Linked DNA regions of Homo sapiens: region 2 is linked to region 1. The links are chromatin loops, found by intact Hi-C in ENCODE. Cell type or tissue: gastrocnemius medialis. All regions are shown on one strand. Links, peaks and the distances in the headings refer to the core of each region. The heading gives the core; the rest is flanking DNA. Region 1 has its middle 35 kb from the start of LINC01854. Region 2 has its middle 28 kb from the start of LINC01854.

Evidence for each region. Hi-C counts contacts between places; a loop is a spot of excess contacts. Peaks named below come from ENCODE experiments on the same cell type or tissue, not always from the same donor. Only the 100,000 strongest peaks of a DNase experiment are listed, where the experiment ranks them.
Region 2: a loop joins it to region 1, with 14 times the contacts of the local background. A loop is called at or near these places in 1 of 110 quality-filtered maps.

Annotation. Positions count from the first base shown.
Region 1 is chr2:129,236,528-129,241,906 of GRCh38, forward strand. No RefSeq gene overlaps it. Among named protein-coding and RNA genes, the nearest start is that of LINC01854, 35 kb to the right of the region's middle. In gastrocnemius medialis, for the core only: no CTCF peak of the experiment used is centred there; a DNase peak (open chromatin) is centred at 2,824; H3K27ac peaks cover 1,421 bases.
Region 2 is chr2:129,299,233-129,304,611 of GRCh38, forward strand. No RefSeq gene overlaps it. Among named protein-coding and RNA genes, the nearest start is that of LINC01854, 28 kb to the left of the region's middle. RefSeq lists an enhancer at 82-583. In gastrocnemius medialis, for the core only: no CTCF peak of the experiment used is centred there; DNase peaks (open chromatin) are centred at 2,339 and 3,119; H3K27ac peaks cover 2,697 bases.

The DNA.
Region 1 (5,379 bases), core at 66-5,065:
AGTGTGAGTTATTCAATTATAGCAACAAAAAGCCAACTAAGACAAAAAATTGGTACCCAGCTGTTGCTATCAATACCTGAAAAGGTTGCTGTAAATACCTGAAATGTGGAAATACCTGGAAAGTTTTGGAAATGACTAATTGGTAAAGACATGAATGGAGCACTAAGGGCAATTTTGGTGAGGACTTAGAGGAATACTTCATGACTAGGGAGAGCCTGAATCTTCTTAGAGATTAAGTGGCCATGACCAAAATGTTGATAGGAATCTGGGCAGTACAGGCCATTCTGCTGAGGTCTCAGATGAACTGAGTAACAAGGTATTGGACACTAGGGTAAAGGCCATCCTTGCCATTCTTGTTATACAGTTGCAAAGGCCTTGGCTGAATTGTATCCATGCTCAAGAGCTTTATGGAATGTAGAACTTAAGAGTGATGAACTAGGATATCTGGCAGAACCATCTAAGGAGCAAAGCATTCTAACTGCTGCATGGCTACTTTTAACTGTAGACAGTGGGATGTGGGAGTTAAAAAATGACTTGAAATGGAATGTATAATTAAAAGGGAAGCAGTATATAAAGATTTGAAAAAAAAAAAAAGCCTTTCCATGCGGTAGAGAATGAAAGAGCATTTTCAGCAGAGGAAACCAAGAGTGTGACCAAGTGACTGACTGATAAGAAAACTAGTGTGGATAGAACAAAGCCAGAGGCTATTCATCAAAACAATGGGGGAAAAACTCGAAGGCATTTTAGAGATCTTTGATTGCAACACTGTGCATGACAGCTCAGGTGTCTCCTCCTCTTTTTATGAAACCAGCAGTTCCATCACCAGGGCTTCATCCTAATGATCTTTTAAAGTCCTAATGACCTCTCAATGGCCTGCCTCCAATCAAAATGAATTCAGCAATTAAACTTCCAGCACATACAATTTCAGCAGATGAGCTACAGCCTGGGTCCAGTCTCTGATCCCTGTATTCTGGTGCAGTAATGCTTGGCTGCACCAGCTGTGGTTCTAGTGAGTCTAGGTGCAGCTTGACCCACTACCCTGCAAGGTACAAGTCATAAACCTTGGTGAAGACCATGGTGTGCTAACTCTGCAGGTGTGCAGAATGCAAGCAAGAGCTGTGGAGGCACAGCAGCCTCCACTGAGATTGCATAGGATATATCAACAACCTGGGGGCCCATGCAGAGACTTGTGGCAGGGGTGTAGCCACCCCAGAGAGTGCCTACTAGGACAATGCCTAATGAGGCTACAGAGTTGGGACCACCACCAGGACCCCACAACTGTAGAGTTCCCAGCATGCAACACCAGCCTGGAAGCACTGAAGTGTGGACTGAGCCCACCAAAGCCACAGGGGTGGGGCTGCCTAAGGCCTTGCGGGCCCAACCCTTCCACTAGTGTGTCCGGGAGGCAGCACATAGAGTGAAAGGATATTCTGGAGTCTTAAGACTTAATGTTGTTTTCCCAATTGGGTTTTGTACTTGGGACCAGTTATCTGTTCTTCTTTCTTGTTGCTCCCTTTTGAATGGTAATATCTATCCCATGCCTGTCCCATCATTGTATTTTGAAAGTAGACAACTCATTTTGATTACAAAGGCTCACAGCTGGATGGGATTTGCCATGGGATGAATCATGCCTTGAGTCTCACATGTATCTGATTCAAGTGAGATTCTGAACTTTGAATGTTTGAGTTGATGCCAGAATGAGTCAAGACATTGGAGCTATTGGGATGGGGGTGAATGTATTTTGCATGTGAGAAGGACATGAATTTTAGGGGTGAGGGACTAATGCTTTGGTTTGATTGCGTCCTCCAAATTTTATGTACTGGAAATTTAATCCGTAAATTCATATGTTGATGGGAGGTGGGGCCATGCGAGGTAATTAGGATTTACAGAGGTCATCAGAACTGATGGCTTTATAAGAAGAGGGAGCGACAGCTGAGCTGTCATGCATGCTGTTGCTGTCTAGTCATGTGATGCTTTCTGCTCTGTCATGAATCGGCAGGAAGGCCCTCACCAGATGCCAGCACCATGCTCCTGGACTTGCCAGCCTTTAGAATCATGAGCTATATAAATTTATGTTCATTGTAAATCACCCAGTCTCTGGTATTGTTAGAGTGGCAGAAAATGAACTAAAGCAGGTATCCGGGTGTTTGCTTTCAAGTTCTTTCCACTTTTTTCTATTTGAAAGTCCTTATAAAGAAGTTAGAAAATAGAGTGGGGGCACAACCTTGGCATGCTCCCATCCCCCACCTCTGGCATAATTTGTGGAAATAAATCATAACTTGCTTATTTATTTACTTAGAGATGGGGTCTTGCTCTGTCACCCAGGCTGGAGGGCAATGGCACAATCTTGGCTCACTGCAACCACCACCTCCCAGATTCAAGCAATTCTTCTGCCTCAGCCTCCCGAGTAGCTGGGATGTCAGGCGCATGCCACCACGCCTGGCTAATTTTTTGTATTTTTAGTAGAGATGGGGTTTCACCACGTTGGCCAGGCTGGGCTCGAACTCCTGACCTCAGGCGATCCATCTGCCTTGGTGTCCCAAAATGCTGGGATTACAGGCATGAGCCACTGTGCCCAGCCCACTTGCTTTTTTTTATTTTTTAAATCTGAGAAGGGAGGCATTTTGTGCATAAAATGTAAGGCGTTCAGTGGTCGGATCTCTGTATCCCTTGTACATTGCAGCCTTGTGCTTGGCTGTGAAAAGAGAGGTATGCTTTCTCTTTGTGTATCTTGTATCAAAATTAGCTCTCCTGCCAAAATCCTGAGAGACAGTGACATCTGAATCCACACACAGGTTCTAGAAGGCAGCAACCCATGCCAGGATTGCCCCAACAGCATTCTCTGCACCTGCCCAGTGACTGGCAGAGCCCAGGCTTTCATTCCTGTAGTCCTCAGTGGGCTGAGCAGACAGGGTGGGGTTAGGAGCACATTGCATTCTGTGCCAGGGTGCTGAGGAAGAATAAGGAAAGCCATATTTTAAATCAACAAGGAAAGGGAATAAAGATTTTTCAGGAGGTTCTAATTGTGCCTTCATGTAGGCTTATTTTGTAAACCAGAAAGCCATGCTAATATGACAGACCCTAAATGGGGAAATCAGCTGAAAATGCTTTGCAGATTTATTTTCATTATGCTCTCAACCAAATGTCTGTGCTCATTAAACAGACTTGTTGTTGATAATTTATCTTAGACTATGGGCACACAGTCGTTCCACCAGAACAACTGACCCTTGGTGGAGTTGACTGTGGGGAGAGAACTGTGTCAGCTCAGCCCTGACATCCCACCCAGTGCTGATCTGTCTCCAGAGAGGTTGGAATCACAGTGAGAGTCCTATACCAAGATCAGCTAGCAGCCTCTTCCTCCCTTCCCGGTCCCCTCCCCTACAGCGGCATTCACAGGATTCAGGGCAGGCCAATCCATGACTGTTGACAGTGGGGTTCCCACCCCCAGCATCCAGCCTACCCACAATCCCACGAACAGAGCTGGGTCCAGGCCCACGCATGGGGTCTGCACCCAGGGCCCACAGGCCCTCATTTCCGCACCTCGTACCTGCAGTCACAGAGCAGTCTGCTCTCCAGCAGAAGCTCTGGCTCCAAGTTGGACTTGGATTTTAAGCACAGCTCTGATACCCACTGTTACTGTCATCTCTATTCTAAGGAAAGTTCATACCTCGTGCTACTGAGGGGAGGGCAAAAGGAGAAGTGAATACAAATGGCCTAGCCCATTTGCTGGCCAAAATAGCAACAAATACCAACACAACATAAATAAGGGGAAGGTCTTAGCTGTTCATTCCATGCAGAAGGGCCTCCTCTCTGCCCCCACACTCTCTGTGAGGGAAGGAGGAGTGAATTATCTAACTGGTACATTTGGGAGTAGAAGCTGGGTGCATGTGTTCAGTTAGCTTCTCCTTCTTTTCTCTTGGGGATTTGCCACATTGGGGGACCCTCGTTTGGTTCTGTCCCTTCATGCCATGAACTCCCAGGCACAGGCTTTGCCCCAGAAAGGGAGGCTGAAGCTCTTCCTTGCCTGGCACTGAGCCGGCTGGTCCCATCTGGGGTTCAGCTGAGGAAGCCTCATCCCAGAAGCTCCCCCACTGCAGGACCATGATCTAATGTCCACCTGTGTGAGACCTCCTTTCCCAGAGAAAACAAGAGCAAGGAAAACTACACCAAAGGGGCAGGCAGAGTGGTGACATAAGCCCCGTCACAGCAGGAGAGGTGGCCCTGTGCTGGCTGCATGTGCCAGGCAGTGAGGTGGATGGGGCCAGTTGCCTTTGATAAGTGGGGATCGGGCAGACATGGCCTTTGGAGAAGGGAGAGGTCTGCAGGGCAGAAAGTGATTTCCTGGAAGTAACAAGATGTGCGTTGGACCTTCCTGGTTGGTGTGTGCATTATATGATAGGTGGATGATTCCAAGCCATTTATGAGAGGTCCTTCACTCCATGGTGGTGGCAGGCCCAGCTACGCTGCTCACTGTGATGTGAGATTCAGCCAGGTGACCTGAGACCCTCACTGTAGTCTTCCAGGGAGACTGAGAGGGGACACTAAGGGATTCGCAGCCTGTCCACGCTCTCCTTGATGCTTCCTCATGCCCTCCTCACACCGAAAGGGCCCCATTCTACAGGAGATGGGCAAGATGAGGCCATGTTCCTGGCCGCCTGTGCCTGCTGCCTCTGCAAGGCACAGGCCTCCTGTGCTGCAACCACAGTCAAGGGCTCCAGGAAGTCTACTGCAGAGGCTGTGGAAACAGAGCACTGGAGACTTGATTTATTTTCCTTCCCTTTCCTGTTGTCTCCTTCTTATTACTTGAGAAATTGTATAAAATAATGAACACCCATTTCCTCACCACCAGCTTTAGCAAGTTTGAATATGTTGTCCGTTGGCTTCAGATTTTTAAGCAATCTGAGGATCTCGCATACCCCTCCTTGAGGGCATCCGTGTCCCTCATCCAGAGATAGGAACATTTGTGTCAAGTATCAATAAACAATTGTTCTGCATCTATTCCCATCCTCAAAACATAAAGTGCTAATTTGTAGAGTTTTAAAATGTTACTCTAAATAATATTTAGTAACATGTTACTCTAAATATGATTGTGCAATTTGCTTTTGACACAGAATTGAATATTTTTGGAATTTAAATATATTTATAAATGTATTAGGCTGAAATCCTTGAAACTGCTGTTATTGTAGGTTTGAAGCAGTTGAGCATTAGGATTTGTACATCACTCAATTGCACAGCTCTAGTAAATCATTTTTAACTTTAATTTTATATTACATGAATCTATCACAATTTATTAATGCCTTTTACTGCTGGTAGTCATTTAGGGTGTATCTAGTTATCCCCCATTATGTTCCCACAATAATTATTATACATGTCAACTTG
Region 2 (5,379 bases), core at 201-5,200, 63 kb after region 1:
AGATATGCACACACACACACACACACACCCTCCACAGTGCTGTGAGACTTATTTCTTCAGAAAACAAGCCAAGAAAATGGAGGAGAACAGGCGTCTGAGTCGGCCAAAGTATGTGCCTATTGCCCTAAAGAGAAACTCAACCTCATTCAGACCCCCTTTACTTTTGTTTTAGAAACAATCTAACAGCTGACTATGGGGCTCTGACCCACACCTTCACCTCCACCTGGTGGCTCTCCCAGCTCACCCACCCCACCCTGGGGGAGCAGCTCCCACATGCCCTCAGGGGAAATGCTTCCTCCTTAGGAATGTGAGCCAGTGGGCCCCAAAGGGCCTCACGGATTCAGCCCACCCTTCCAGCTCCAGAGCCCAGGCCTTGACCTGCCAATGTGTCTTCTCCACAGGGTCTTCCAGGTTAGTGCAGCCCCCACCTCTGCTGCAGCAGTCTCCCTCTGGGGTGTCCCCACCTCTGACCCCCGCAAGCCCTGATGCAGGACAGGCACTGTGCTGGCACAGGCAGTAGGTGCCTGTTGCATGAGATAAAGGCCAGGCTCTGGGCATGTCATGAACCACTCTAGCCATCCCACCTGCCATTGCAAGGACCTCCCCACAGGCCTTTGGAAGAGCAGCCTTTGCCAGAATCTCCCCAACTCTGCGCAGCTGCGGGGGTGGGGGTCGAGCCTCCACAGTGCTCCCTCTCGGCCTCAGAGGGCACCCTACACCATTGCTCACCCCTACCATGTACCCCTGCCTCTGCCTATGTCGGGCCCCTGCTGCAGTGCCTTCCCCTCTGACGCTGCTCTCAGTCCAGTCCACCTCCACCCTATCCCTGAGCTCAGTGTGTCCCCATCAGTGCCACCCTGCAGTGACCCCACCTGCCAACGGGTCGCTCCTTCCTTTCACCCTCCCACAGGGATCTGGGCTGCTGTGGGGCCCCCTGAGGAGTACTGTCCGACAATGCTAGTGCCACAGCTTCCATGGGATTCCTCCACTGCACCTGTTTCCTCCTGCTCAGACCGAAGTAGGCCTGAGTTGAGTGTCATGGGGCTCTCAGAACGCCCTTCCCTTCCTGAAAACCTCTCCTGATGTCCATGACCCCCGCGCCATCCCAATCTTAAAGCTCATGTGATAGGTTGGGATCCCTGGGAAGCCACCTCTGAGATGGGCTTTGGCAGGGCGGGTGTTTATTGAGAAGCGTCCCCAGGGTCAGTGCCTATGAAGGAAAGGGAGGAGGTTGAGCTATGAGGCAGCACCGAGGACAGGCTCTGTTGCCTGCTCTGGGGGTCCTCAGGCTAGAATGGCCTTTGGGGCTGTCCTGAGTTGGGCCCGGGGTGGCCAGGCCTCTGTGCTCCTGCCTAATAGAGTCCTGGTTGTCTGGGGTGCCCTGAGCGAATGGCTCTCTACAGCTGTGGTGCTGAACTGACAGTGGGCCTGACCGCTGCAGCCTTCAGTCCCTGGAGCAGCGAGCTCTTCATGGAAAGGGCCCGCCAGACCTATGCTCTCCACCAGGTCTGTGTTTCTTTTTGGAGTTTCTCTTTTGGGTTTGCTTTTCATTCCAGCCTGGCACACAAGCCCTCTGCGACTTGCTCCAGCGACTAACCTGTCCTTCTGCCTGAGCGTCCCCTTGCTGCCCTCCCTCTATTCCACTCTTACCCACTCAGACTTTGAGAGCCAGGCCAGAGCTCCCCCTTGTACAGATGGTTTGCTGAAGGGCCTGGCAGGTGGGGTCACTCTGCCCTCTGTAAGAATGCCTGGACAGAGAACCAGAGACCACCCCGACCATCCCTTTCCATCAGTGACAGCAGAAAAGAGCACCTCTGTGGACCTTCCCAAACAGAAAGACCAAGGTCTTGTGACCGGGGTTTGCTGAAGGAAAAATGGTCATCAGCACTGGAAATAGTAGCTTTTAAATGTTGTCACTGAGGTGGGTTCCTGTGCAGGACGAGGAGCAGGACCAGCCATCTTGGCCATGCTCAGAGACACAGAAAGAGGTGGATTCCTTATGGAGAGAGAGGTGGATTCTTTATGGAGAGAGAGGTGGATTCTTTATGGAGGGGGAGCAGAGAGAGGACAGGGGCTCAAGGATGGCCCCCACACAGCTCACTGGGAGGCTTGCTCTGAGTCCCAGCCTCCTGCCCAGGAGATTTGGGCAGTTGGGGTTGCAGGAGTGAGTTAGTACCAAAGGTGTACCCGACTGTGTACACTTGTGGAATAGATAATGCAACCAGGGATGGCTGCAGTGCTTGAAGGAAGAGTAATGTCATTACAGCCATGTGGGTGAATGTGAGTGTGTCTGTGCCACGCACACCCACCCAGAGAGTCCAAGAACAAAGGCATGACTGTTGGACAAGCATGAAACTGCAAATTAGTGCTTCTGATATGATATTGCCTCATGAATAATCAGGACATTCTCCTAACCTCGGGTGTGATTTGAAACTGGGAGTGTGGCCATATGGCATCATTATGCAGCAATACCACCGTCAACCATGGCTCCAGGAATAGAATTATTTCTTAAAGAGGTCAGCCTTGTGAAAGTCTCTGTTTTGTTTGGGTTTGTTTCTAAATCCTGCTAAGCAGAACAGTGAGCTAGGGCCATAGGACAAGAATTCCTTGGCACAGTCAGCTTTGACTAGGAATTGCACTCGGTTAATGATGAATCTTGGCAGCTTCTCGCTGTGGCAGCCTTTCTCCACCATTTCAACTCTATTTTTAAATGCTAGTTGCTCTCCCACTTTTACTTTGTTAGTGGAGAATCTCACATGCATTAATGGATACAGCAATTAATACCCAACTGCCTGATCTGAGGTTTGCAGGCTATGTGACCCGAACATCCTTGGTTGCATACTCTGTCCTGTAAGTGTTCATGGGCCTGGCACAGGTGGTACCCGCAGACATTCTTAAATGTGCCTCAGTAAGAGAGTCCAGGGTTATGAAGCAGGCATTGCAATGGAGAGTCTCCACTACTGAATGATGTTCAGCCCATACAGGCCACTGATGTGCTAGAACTCGATTCATGGTATTGTGTAAGCTCACCTTTCACTGCCATGAAGAAATTAGGAGCTTGCGTTTCTCACACTGGATTCTTTGTGTCTGTCTCATTTGTGTCCTGTGAAGCTTCCAGCATGAGGCAGACACACGACTTCCGACTATAGGGAGGTGATATGTGAGCACTCCTCACCCTCACTTTCTCATTGGCACAGTCCACTCCAATCCTCAGAGCCACTCTCAGGGAGAATGGAGTCCTCTAGTACACGAAGGAGACCTCCTCCTACTCCTCATCCACTCACTGAGCATTAGCAGGACGGACTGTGTGGTCTCCAGAAGACACTGAACTCCAATGCTTTAGCAACACTACCTCCTAGACTTCTCAGCCAAGTAATAAAATCTACTTCTGTCCCACCCCGTTCCTTCCACTCCACAACGCTGCACACTGCCTCATTCTACTGCATTTTATTTCAACTCCACTTGCTCTATTATGTTACAGTCAAGTATTACTACCATGCCTTGGGAAGCACAGAAGAAAAATATGGAGTGAAGCCAACCTTTCTTTTTCCCTAGATTGACTTTATTGTGATACAGTTTACGTAGAATAAAAAGCAGCAGATTTTAAGTGTATAATTTGATGAATTTGATAAATGGATGCCCCTGTCTAATCCACATCCTGATTAAGATATATGACTTTTCATAAGCCTAGAAGATTATTTTATGCTCTTTTGCCAGCTATTCCCCCACGTTAGTCAGACATGAATCTGATTTCTTTCATCATAGCTTAGTTTTGCCAGCTCTGGAGCATCATGTAAACAGCATTCTATAATCTGGACTCTTTCACTGAACGTAACATTGTTGAGATCTACCCATGCTGCTGCATAGCTCCATAGTTCATTGTCATTTTGAGTAGTGTGTTATTGTATGGGTATACACGACATGTTATATACAAATATACACTGAAACAAATATACATGTGTATAAATATACCACATTTGCTTATATATTCACCTACTAATGGACAAATTAATGATGGGATTTTGGGCTATCTTTTTCTTTTTAATGTGGAAAGATTAAATGCATGAAATGGTGAGAAAATAGTACAACAGTTTATTTCAAATAAATAACTAAATATATAATTTACAGTGTAAATACAGAATAAAAATACTAGTATAGTGTGTTGGAAAGAATATGAGATTTCAAGTGAAAGAAAGGTTTTGTTTTCACTTCTGCAATTACCTAGGAACCTGGGAAATCTCACAATCTATTTAATGTTGGCTTTTTTCCCATATAAAAACAAGCTATCATCTTCTGGGAAGATAAAGTAAGAAAATTTTTGCTTATTCTTCTTGCTAAGAATAACTAAAATCACTGGAGATTATATAAAAAAACCAACATAAGAAGATTCTGAGTAGTGAAGAGAATGAAGCACACCAAGAAGGGACTTTGGGACCCAAGGAACAATACCAATGAGTTCCCTGGGCTTCCTTTTGCATTATACATCCCTGACTTGGAGTTGAAAAGCCAGCAACCCAGAAGAGCAAACAGATGCAGATTTTAAAAACCACAAAGGCCAGGCACGGTAGCTCACACCCATAATCCCAGCACTTTGGGAGGCTGAGGTGGGTGGATCACCTGAGGTCAGTCATTTGAGACCAGCCTGGCCAACATGGCGAAACCCCATCTCTACTAAAAATACAAAAAAATTAACTGGGCGTGGTGCCACATGCCTGTAGTCCCAGCTACTCCGGAGGCTGAGGCAGGAGAATCGCTTGAATCCCGGGAGGCGGAGGTTGCAGTGAGCCGAGATTATGCCATTGCACTCCAGCCTGGGCAAAAACAAACAAACAAAAAACCAAAACCAAAAACAAACAAAAACACCACACATACATACAACAGCAACAACAAAAGAAACACAAAATACCCTCCTGCTTTCTCTACTCAAAGCACCAGAAATGGGGTCATTCAAGAAAGACAGAAATATTTTACACAGTAACCACTGCATGCGCAAGTCAAACATGAAAGAAAAGCTCAGGCTAGCAAAGGCCACCTGCAGCCTAGATGTCTACCCTGGCCAGTCTGTAATAAGACAGCCAACGCCCCTTTCTGGTACTATGTGTGTCATCAGACAAGGCCAAGTAGGGACATTACTGCCCACTCCCCTTCCTGCCATGGTGTTAGTGGAGACCACAGGGAGAGATTGGTTTTCTGTCCCCAACCAGCAGCAAGAACACTGCTTCCCTGCCCTAGTGGGATAGTGTCAGAGGAAGCCTAGTGGAAACTCAGGACTTTAGTAACAACACACAGGTAACAAGGCCACCTACTTCTATGGTGCCAGTGGACGCCAGGTGGGGAGCTGGGTCATTGCTACCTCTCTCAGCCAAGGATATACCAGGG